3 separate regions of the Homo sapiens genome follow, and all the other regions are linked to region 1. Evidence: chromatin contacts called from ENCODE Hi-C or POLR2A ChIA-PET data. All regions are on one chromosome and are shown on one strand. Each heading gives the region's core, a stretch centred on a gene start or an enhancer-like site at or near the end of the contact. The rest is flanking DNA. Distances are from core to core; before and after follow the strand shown.

Region 1 (3,269 bases), core at 1-2,500:
TGGACTCCTTATTGGTCTTTTTTGCTGGCACCTTCTTGTCAACTCAATCTATAAAAATTGGGTGCCTAAAGCTTGGAACCTGGCTTCTCTTCTCTCTTAAATCTTACCCTACATAATCTCATCCTACCCAATCCACTTGCCAATGATTTCTAAATTCTTTACATCAGCCCTGACCTTTTCTGTATCAGACTCATATATCTAACTGCCTATTTGGTAGCTGCACTCCAAATATCTAAAACTTAAGATGCCCTAAGAAGATTTCGTAATTATTTCTCACGCTCCCAATCTATCCCAAAGTCATTTAGTAAATGCCAGCATAATACACTTGGTTACTTAAGCCAAAACCAAAAATCTATGATGAAGTCATCTTTGACCACTTATTTCTGTCATTTCTCAAATCCTGCCCTGTCAGTTCCACTTTCAATACACTTCTTGACCCCTCTACTTCTCTTCCTCTCCATTCCCACTACCACAGTCTAAGCCACAATTATCTTTCACCTGCTGACTGCCACTGGTCTAACTGGTCTCCCTGTTTCCTCTTTCGCCCCTAAGGCCTGGAATCTATAAAGCAGCCAGAGAGATGGCACACGAAACAGATCATGCCCTAAGGCTAAGCCCAGCTCCTCAGCCTGGTCCACAAGGAAGGCCTCTGTAACCTCATTCTTCTGCCACTGGTCCCAGCACCCGCCACAGCGGCCCCCTGCCACGTGTCAAACACATCAAACCTGTGTTTTTCTTTACTTGCTGCTCTTCCTGCCTTCAGCTCCCTTCCGCAGACCTCCGCTTGGCTGAATACTTTCTCCAATGCCCCACCCCTCCCAATCCTCGTGGCACTCCCACCTCTGACGTTTCCTTGTTTGCTCACGTGTTTACTGCCCGCCCCAATCCCACCGCGGGAAGCAGCCCCTCAGAGGGCAGGGCCGTGTCCGATTCCGGCCCGGGTCCCGCACCCAGGACGTCGCAGGTGCTCAGGAAATACCAGATGAGCCGGCGTCCGGCAGGTGCCTTGCAGGAGGGCGCTTGGAGACCCCTGCCCCCTCCACAGACGGCGAAACTGAGGCCCGGGGAGGGGCAGGGGCGTGGCGTGCCCCATGTCAACCCGCGCAGATCCCGGGTGGGGAGCCCGCTTCCCTTCTCCAGCCCCGGCCCCCCAGCCTCTGGGAGTGCGCCGGGAGGCCGGCCGCACACCCACTCACCTCGGCCCTGGGAGCTCCAGGCCGGAATCTCCCCACCGGAAGTGCGAGGCCGGATGCCGCCGCCGAACCGCGGCACGGGCGGTAACTTCCGCCGGAAGCTACCCAGGGGCTGGGCGGAGCCGGGGCGAAAAGGCGGGGCGGGGCAGCACGGGGGCGGGGCGTCTGTTGTGGTCGGGTTCTGAGGTGGTCTGGTCTTTCTGAGGTACAGCGTAGTTTTGTCCTCCGCGAAGTCCCTCAGGCTCAGAGCACAGCCGTGTAATTGTCTGCGTCTCTCCCGCGCTCAATCAGGGGCTTGCTTTGGAACCCCGGTGCCTGCTAGTGTTCTGCATACAGTGAGCATCCAAAAAATGGTAACTTGTTTACTTTTACTGAACAAATTGTTTTTCTTATGTCCAGTCTAATGCTGGGCAACCATGGAATGAACCACGAAGATAAGTATCTCATGGGCTTTTTCTTCTGGGAGCTCAGGCCAGCTGGGGCCATTACAACTTAAAACTTGGGCGATCCAGAAGTAATACGAAACATTTGTGAAATATTTTCTGTATGAAACTTTCTAAGAATTATCTCAACTTCAATAGGTTGAGTAGGGAGAGAGCATCCCAGATAGAGGAAATGGGAGAATCCTAAAGGAGGGTGAGAAAGCTCCAGCCGTGCCTGGGGCTCACAGGTTGTTTGTAACTGTGGTGGTTAAAGTAGCCAAGAGGCAGGTTGCAGTGGCCCCAAAATGCCAGCCTAGGGAGTTCAGATTTTCTTCATCTTGCGGGATGGATTAAAAGGGCAGCATTTGCAGTCAAGAACATTAGGCCAGGGCAAGCTAGGGTTGCACATTCAGACCCAGTTTTGTGCCTTTCGCCCTCCTCTAGCCTCCTCCTGGGCTCTCTGGCAGTAAGACCAGCTGCAAACATGGATCCTTACAAGTGACTCAGCTGGGATCCCTGGCCCCTCTGAACAGAAGGCTCAAGGCCAGAGTGTAAGCAGTGTTTTATGCAAACTGCGGCTGTCACCGCCGCCAGCTGGCATCATGCAGGCATTAGTTCATTCAGTGCTTACCAAGCACCTACAATGGTACCCATCACTGCCCAAGGTCTTGGCTTTATTCAGTCCTCAGGCTTGTATTGCATGCACTTTCTATGCCTTTTGAAAGAGCCTGTCCTCACACCCTTCTCTCTCAGAGGCAAGAGATCTATTTTCATCACCACCCTCATTTAAGTCTCCCAGCTACCAAGGCCAAGGTTTGGAGCAACAGCCTAAAACACCAGCTGGAAGGCTGGGCACTATGCACAGGCAACACACAGGGTAAAGAGCGTGTCTTCTTTGTAAGGCACAAGTACTCGAGCTGTTCCCTGGCTGTGTCCCTGGCAGGGAGAAGAGGGAGGATGTGTTCATGGGGGTGTACAGTATGCCTTACCTTGCTGTACCCAGCAGGGTTGAGCAGAAAACGCTTCGTCCCAGTGCAGCAATCTGTGAACACTCTTAACCAGCAGGTGTGTGTCTGTGTGTGTGTATGTGTGGGAGGAGCGAATGATGAGGAGGAAGGGACTCTTGGAAGGTGACTAAGGGCTCCAGCTGGAGCTCTCCAGAGTCTCCCAGATACATGGAGATCAAGTCTTGTCAAGGTGAAATCTTCACCATTGGGCAGGGGGCAAGTACAGACAAACAGCTGTTAACAGGAACCACAGTTTGTACATGAAAGAGTATTTATTGAAAACATGGTTACTGACAGGAAGCTCCTGGCTGCTCTCTGGTTACAATCTTGGCTCACAACTGGAAGTGTTACATACTTTTTACTTCCCCTCAATTTTATTTTTCCCCAAGGTTCCATCCTAAGATAGGTAGATCTTATATAAATATATATACACGTCTGTATAAGTATGGCCTATAGTAATGAAAATATATAGTACACTCTTCATTGGGTAGTACCTACCATGCCAGGCCACCAATACTGAATGCCAATGTGCTAACGTATGTCCAGGGAGAGAGGCTGTGTGTGTGGTTTACAAGTGCTGCAGCACCAGGGAAGCCCCACTGGCACAGGTGTGGCCTCAGCCGGCCTCAGCCAGCTCCCTGAAATCA
Region 2 (3,303 bases), core at 1-2,500, 450 kb before region 1:
CTGGTCCTGCTTCCTTCTTGGCCCCCTCTACATTTTCAAGGCCACGCCCATCTGCCTGGTCCCGCCTATGATGACTGGCTTGGCCTTTATCTTTTCGGCCCCATCCGGTTTCTTAAGTCTTGCCTCATCGATTTGGCCACGCCCCATCCCACTCAGCCTCCAGTCTCCCGAGACCCTGAGATTTCTCGGGCCCCGCCTCCACCGCCGAGGCCCCGCCCCGGATCGCGAGGCCCCGCCCCCCACTTACTCAGAGATGTTGTAGTAGAAGTGGCCTTCTTTGCCCCGCAGGTCCGGAATGGTGATAGTCTCCAGCTCTTGCTCCAGAAAGCGCAGCCCCTCCTGCTTCACTGAAGCAGCAGAGAAACCCTTACTTAGCTCCCGTGCCCACTGTTGGGGCGACCCCAACCCCGTCCGCTCCCGTCCGTCCCTGTCTGCCCCTGCGCCTTACCCAGCTCCAGCGCCTTGGAGGTGACGCGGATCTTGCAGCCTGGGAACTCTGCATGTGCGCCTGCCAGCAGCGCTAGGAAGAGGGCCCCGAAGAGGGCCATGGCGAGCGGGCCTGGGGGTGGGGTGGGGTCGCAGGAGTTATCTGAGCCGCTTAAACCCATTCCTTGGACGTCCAACCATAAGTGGGAACTAGCCTGGATCGTTACCCTCCAGATAACTCTTCGGGGAACTTGGAACCAATAATCTTGCCTCCATATGGCAGATGTGGAAACTGAGGCTCAGAGAGGCGATGCGACTTGCGTTCTGGCTCCCAGAGGATTTGGGACACGGGGGAGGGGACGTTCCCAGTTCCCTCGTGCTACCGCCGCGTGATGAGTTTGGACCTCCAGGGGACCAGCCCCCACACCCCCAACAACCTCCCCTTTCCTTTAGCGGTGGGCCCATGCAGGCTTGCACGTTGCCACGGCAACGACTGCACGCGCATTCTTGGAGGGTGGCTTGCGGTCTCCTAGGCCTCGCGCCCGGGGAGGAGAGGAGGTGGCCGACCAGACCGTGGGCTCCCGGGTCTCCCGGCTCCCTCAGGTCCTAAATCTCTCCCATTAGAGATTCTGCCTGGAGCCCCCATGTTAGCGTTCTCCTTCATCGGCTCTCCTCCCCACGCCGGCTTCAGTGCACCACGCGGCTCGGCGAGGGACTGGGAACGGGATAGGGACGCGCCCCAACTCACTCAGCGGTGGAGCTGGGGGGCGGCGCGGTCACGTGGGATGGCGGGCAGCTCAGGGGATCCGGGCGACGGGGTCTGGCGGGCAGGGTTGTTCCAGCCGCCTTTATAAAGCCGGCCTCCCCGACCCCTCCTCCTCTCTGCAGCTCTCCCCTCCTCCCTTGGGGGCTGGGAGGGGACGGGGCGGGACGCTGGCAGCCGGGAGAGTGGAAAAGGCTGCACAGAGCCCCGTGACAAGCCCGGCCGCTGTCTGGACAAGTGGGAGACCCAAGCCCAGGGAGAGGGAAGGAAATGCAGGAGCCGGCCCACTCAGCCCCAACAATCCCACTTTGCTGGGACCTTGGTTCAAATTACAATTATCCATGTCTTCCTGCATGATCTTGGGCAAGTCACTTCACTTGGGTCACTGACCCTCAGTTTCTTCCTTCAGCGAAATGTGCACGATGATAGGAACTACCTCTTGGGCCTTTATTACAACCAGGTCCAGGCACAAAGTCAAGGAATATTTTTTCTTTCCCTGCCACCCACAATCATCTCGGGACCTCCTTGCCTGGCTTTGCTATGGGCCCCCCTACCTGTCTCTGTGTCACCACCTGGGGACCTTAAGGTCCCAGAGACCTTTCCCACTTGGGAAAGCAAGACTAGACAAGTGCTGTCAGCCCAGGAACATACCACACCGGCTGAAATCAGAAGGAGGTCTGCCATTTATCGTGGCTGGTGGATTGTTTTTTCTATTTTTTTTATTTTTATTTTTTGAGACGGAGTCTCGCTCTGTCCCCCAGGCTGGAGTGCAGTGGCGCGATCTCGGCTCCCTGCAAGCCCCGCCTCCCGGGTTCACGCCATTCTCCTGCCTCAGCCTCCCCAGCAGCTGGGGCTACAGGCGCACGCTGCCACGCCCGGCTAATTTTTTTTGTATTTTTAGTAGAGACGGGGTTTCACCGTGTTAGCCAGGATGGTCTCGATCTCCTGACCTTGTGATCCGCCCGCCTCGGCCTCCCAAAGTGCTGGGATTAAAGGCATGAGCCACCGCGCCCGGTCCACTGGTGGATTTTTTAATGAACCCTTGGAGCAAGGTGCTCTGAACAGCATCCCCGCCCCCACCCCCACCCCCACCTCCATCTACTGCTTACAGGGTTCCCGGACCCTAGGACAGGGCACAGAGTGGGTGCTTGCCACCTTTTTGTTGCCAAATGGACGAAAGAAAGGGGAAGCAATAATCATGTCTGCTGAGCATGTATTTAGCACCAAACACTCATCTAGGAAGGATGACTAACTCATCCTGATTTGCCTAGGACTTTCCCCATTGTGTCTTTTTTTTCTGATATAATCCACAGATTCACAAAAATAGTTCCATTTCCTTTTTTATTTAATTAATTAATTAATTTTTTTGAGACACAGTCGTGCTCTGTCACCAGGCTGCAGTGCGGTGGTGTGATCTTGGCTCACTGCAACCTCTGCCTCCTGGGTTCAAGTGATTCTCCTGCCTCAGCCTCCCAAGTAGCTGGGACTACAGCCATGTGCCACCACACCTGGCTAATTTTTGTATTTTTAGTGGAGACAGGGTTTTGCCATTTTGGCCAGGCTGGTCTTGAACTCCTGCCCTCAAGTGATCCGCCTGCCTTAGCCTCCCAAAGTGCTGGGATTACAGGTGTGACCCACCATGCCCAGCCTATTTATTTATTTTTATTTATTTATTTAAGATGGAGTTTCTCTCTTGTTGCCCAGGCTGGAGTGCAATGGCGCAATCTCGGCTCACTGCAACCTCCGCCTACCAGGTTCAAGCAATTCTCCTACCTCAGCCTCCCAAGTAGCTGGGATTACAGGCACCCACCACTACGCTCAGCTAATTTTTTGTATTTTTAGTAGAGATATGGTTTCGCTATGTTGGCCAGGCTGGTTTCGAACGCCTGACCTCAGGCAATCCACCTGCCTTGGCCTCCCAAAGTGCTGGGATTACAGGCGTGAGCCACCGCGCCCGGCCGCCTATTTATATTTTTAGAGACAGGGTCTTGCTCTGTTGCCCAGGCTGGAGTGCAGTGGTACAATCACGGCTCACTGAAGCCTCCACCTCTTGGGCTCAAGCGATCTTCCCACCTCAGCCTCCTGAGTAGCTAGGACTACAGGCAGGTGGTACC
Region 3 (3,324 bases), core at 3-2,502, 510 kb before region 1:
TATGGTCCCAGCTAAACGGGAGACTGAGGCAGAAGGGTCACTTGGGCCCAGGAGGTCGAGGTTGCAGTGAGCCATGTTCGTGCCACTGCACTCCAGCCTGGACAACAGGGCCAGATCTTGTCTTCAAAAACAAAAATCAAATAGCCCTCCAAGAAGTTATTTACAATTCCTTAAGTGGAAGGAAGGGAGCTCAAAGTAAGATAACTTCCAGTAAAGCCAGGAGAAGCCTTGGAGGTCAAAGCTGTTAGAAGCCTTGCTGCAGGGGGCTGGGCGCGGTGGCTCATGCCTGTAATCCTAGCACTTTGGCAGAGGTGGGCAGATTACAAGGTCAGGAGTTCGAGACCAGCCTGGCCAACACGGTGAAACCCCGTCTCTACTAAAAGAAGTTAAAAAATTAGCTGGGCTGTGGCGCGCCTGTATGTCCCAGCTAATCAGGAGGCTGAGGCAGGAGAAATGCTTGAACCCGGGAGGCGGAGGTTGCACTGAGCCGAGATCGCACCACTGCACTCCAGCCTGGGCAACAGAGCAAGACTCCGCCTCAAAGAAAGAAAGAAACCCTTGCTGCAGTCAAGAACTTCAGCGATGCTGGGAAAGAAAAAAACATGCTTAGGCCTCAGAATAAGTAATGAGAAACCAGACCCACCAAATGGTACTGGGGGCGGGATATTGTGAGAAGAAAAGGATACTGAAGACACAAGGAGCTGCGGCGTCGGTTTTAAGGCTGATCCATCAGCTGTGTGCCCTTGGGCAAATCACTGCCCTCTCTGGGCTAGCTCCCCCGTGAAGGCTTAGGGCAGGCTGCCGAGCAGGGTCTCTCAGGTCACCACTATATTTGCTCAGCTGTGCAGACCTCGCAGCGCGGAGAGGAAGGGAGGAAGCCAGAGCAGAGAGGACAGCTCTGTTGGGGGCGAGTTCTCTCCTAATCGTGGCAGAGGGTGCATCCCACGCAGAGCCATACTAGTCCCGGAGCCAGGGGCCCCGGGCGGCGGCAGTCAAGATCAAGTTTCTGCCCTAAAGGAGGGGATGCTGGGCAGGAGCTGCCGGCTACCTGAAGAGATCCTCGTCCAGCGGCTCGAGGTTGAGCACGGTCGTGACCAAGACGCTACGGAGGTCCCCAGGGGGATCGCCGCGGTCGCCACAGCCCTGCCCATCTTCTGGGGCCTGCGGGGACGACATCTAGTTCAATGCTGCAGGCCCTGCACACCCGCTCCGCGGAAGACGCGGAGACATACACAGAACCTGACTCTTCCGGCAGATTGCCCTAGTAACCGGAAGTCTCCTGCAGACCCCGGGAAGGAGGAATCTAGGTTATGATTGGTCAGGACTCCTGTCAGTCCGCTGGTGGCTGTGGCCCTCTTTCTCTAGCAATTGGAGAAAATGAATGCCAATCTGCGAATCCTGTGTGTGACTGGATATGTCGCTGAGGAGGCGGAACCTCGGGACTGGATAATATGGACTGAGTGTCATTTCCCCTGTCAGATAGCAAATACACCCCCTTCCTCTTGTAACCCGGTCAGGCCTAGGGTTCCTCCCTGAGTTCCAGAATAGGCCACCCAGTTGGGGCGGACCCTTAAGGCATTCTGGGCCCACGCCTGCCTATAAACCCTCATAGTGTGACCTTTGACCCCTGGTGTGATCTTGGGCCCGGGCTGGGACCAGCCCCTAGTGTGGGTTGTGGGGGCGGCCATGGAGCTGGGCAGCTGCTTCAAGACCTATGAGGACTTCAAGGAGTGCTTCAGCGCCTACAAAAGGGAGAACAGGTGCTCCTTCATTCTCAGGGACTGCGTCTCCGTCCGCTTCCACAACCTCAACCATGGCACCTCCATCCGCGAAGACATCCTGTAAGGGCGGGCGGGGCGGGGCGGGCCAAGAGGGTGGGGAGGAGGCTGGACCTCCGGAGGGCTGCCTGGAGGAGGAGGGGTGCATAGGCACGCATTGGGCTGCGTGGCCATTCATTCAACAGGCACTCATTGAGCACCTGCTGTGTGCCTTGTGAAGAGAGCTAAGCCTCCACGGCCATTGGTTTTTGACCACCCACTCCACTTTCACTCCATTCACAGGCTTTTCTGGAATTTATAACTGCAGTTTCTCCCATTGTTTTGAGCAGCTGCAGCAACCCAAATACAAAGTATGGCTTTCATAAACGGATAAAAACACCTTGGCGATAATTTCCTTCATCAGTCTCCTCTTTACAAAACAGTCACATGGTCGTTGGAATGTTCGTTCATTCATTCATTCAGTTTTTAGTTCTTATATATTTGTTGAAACAGGGTCTCACTCTGTCCCCCAGGCTGGAGTGCAGTGGCACAATCAGCTCACTGAGCCTTCAACTGCTGGGCTCAAGCGATCCTCCCACCTCAGCCTCTCAAGTAGTTGGAACTGGAGGTGCACGCCACCATGCCTGGCTAATTATTTGATTTTGTACAGACTGGGTCTTGTTATGTTGGCTAGGCTGTTCCCAGACTCCTGGACTAAGCGATCTTTCGGCGTCTCAAAGTGTTAGGATTACAGGCATGAGCCACTATGCCTGGTCTATTCATTCATTTTGTAAATGGTTTTTGAGCTCCTTATATTAACCGTTTTCAAACACTTTCCATGTGCCAGGCAGTGTTCTCTATGCATGCTTTACCCTGCAGGGCTTTTTTTTCAGAATTATAGATAAATGTTATTTTTTTGCATTTGACAGATGAGAAGATTTGACAGATGAGAAGTCAGGCTTAGAGGTTAAGACAGGAGTTGAAAACTCAAATGCCTTCAGGGATTAGGTGAAACAACCCAATGTAAGAAAGTTTTAACTTTGAATTTTACTTTAAGAAAAAGAATGATGAAATAGCAACCAACACCAGGTCTTTGTGCTAGGGACAACAGAAGTGTGAAATGGGCCAAATGGAGAGTAGATGCCATCTAATCAGCTCCAGCTGATGGCTGCCATATGAAAATAAAGATCTAGTGTTGCCAGAATTTTGGGCAAGAGTTGTCAGAAATCCACACTTTATGTGGATTTTCCCATTTAAAAAAATTGAATCAGTTCAAATTTTAACTCAGAGCATGCGGGCCAACTCAGAGTTAAAGCATATCCGAGTTTGAGACTTGGATTGAGATGCTCAACCAAAGCTCCTCAATTAGACAGCCAGGCTATATTCTTTCCACTGTTCTGAAGTCCAGTGCTATGCTGGGTATAGGTGACATAAAGATGAATAAGTGTTCAAACTATCCCCAGAGAACTAGGATAAACTTGAACTCAAGCAAACTGGTGTGTGATAAATGCTTTAAAAGGAATGTGGAAAAAAAAAAAAAAAAAGAAATGTACGGAGAAAGAAATGA

What was found. Hi-C counts contacts between places; a loop is a spot of excess contacts on that map. ChIA-PET counts read pairs that join two places held with the same protein, here RNA polymerase II (POLR2A). Pooled maps may share reads with other maps.
Region 2: a loop to region 1 is called in a pooled map, with 14 times the contacts of the local background. The contact joins the promoter of PLTP here to the promoter of SLC35H1 in region 1. A Hi-C loop is called at or near these places in 2 of 37 single-sample maps with no recorded cell type and 6 of 50 pooled maps. POLR2A ChIA-PET finds 5 or more read pairs at or near these places in 1 of 52 experiments (WTC11).
Region 3: a loop to region 1 is called in a pooled map, with 23 times the contacts of the local background. The contact joins the promoter of ACOT8 here to the promoter of SLC35H1 in region 1. A Hi-C loop is called at or near these places in 4 of 37 single-sample maps with no recorded cell type and 13 of 50 pooled maps. POLR2A ChIA-PET finds 5 or more read pairs at or near these places in 2 of 52 experiments (OCI-LY7 and activated CD4-positive, alpha-beta memory T cell).

What each region holds. Positions count from the first base shown.
Region 1 is chr20:46,363,175-46,366,443 of GRCh38, forward strand. SLC35H1 (solute carrier family 35 member H1) reads right to left here and starts at 1,251. Exons shown (of 10, transcript NM_015945.12): 1 at 1,197-1,251. It overlaps LOC124904917 (a long non-coding RNA gene), which reads left to right and starts at 1,365. Exons shown (of 3, transcript XR_007067614.1): 1 at 1,365-1,546. It overlaps ELMO2 (engulfment and cell motility 2), which reads right to left. Exons shown (of 22, transcript NM_133171.5): 22 at 2,876-3,269. RefSeq lists a silencer at 972-1,391.
Region 2 is chr20:45,910,905-45,914,207 of GRCh38, forward strand. It overlaps PLTP (phospholipid transfer protein), which reads right to left and starts at 1,251. Exons shown (of 16, transcript NM_006227.4): 1 at 1,175-1,251; 2 at 449-559; 3 at 248-347. The coding sequence starts at 548.
Region 3 is chr20:45,856,140-45,859,463 of GRCh38, forward strand. ACOT8 (acyl-CoA thioesterase 8) reads right to left here and starts at 1,253. Exons shown (of 6, transcript NM_005469.4): 1 at 1,049-1,253. The coding sequence starts at 1,176. ZSWIM3 (zinc finger SWIM-type containing 3) reads left to right here and starts at 1,475. Exons shown (of 2, transcript NM_080752.4): 1 at 1,475-1,841. The coding sequence starts at 1,687.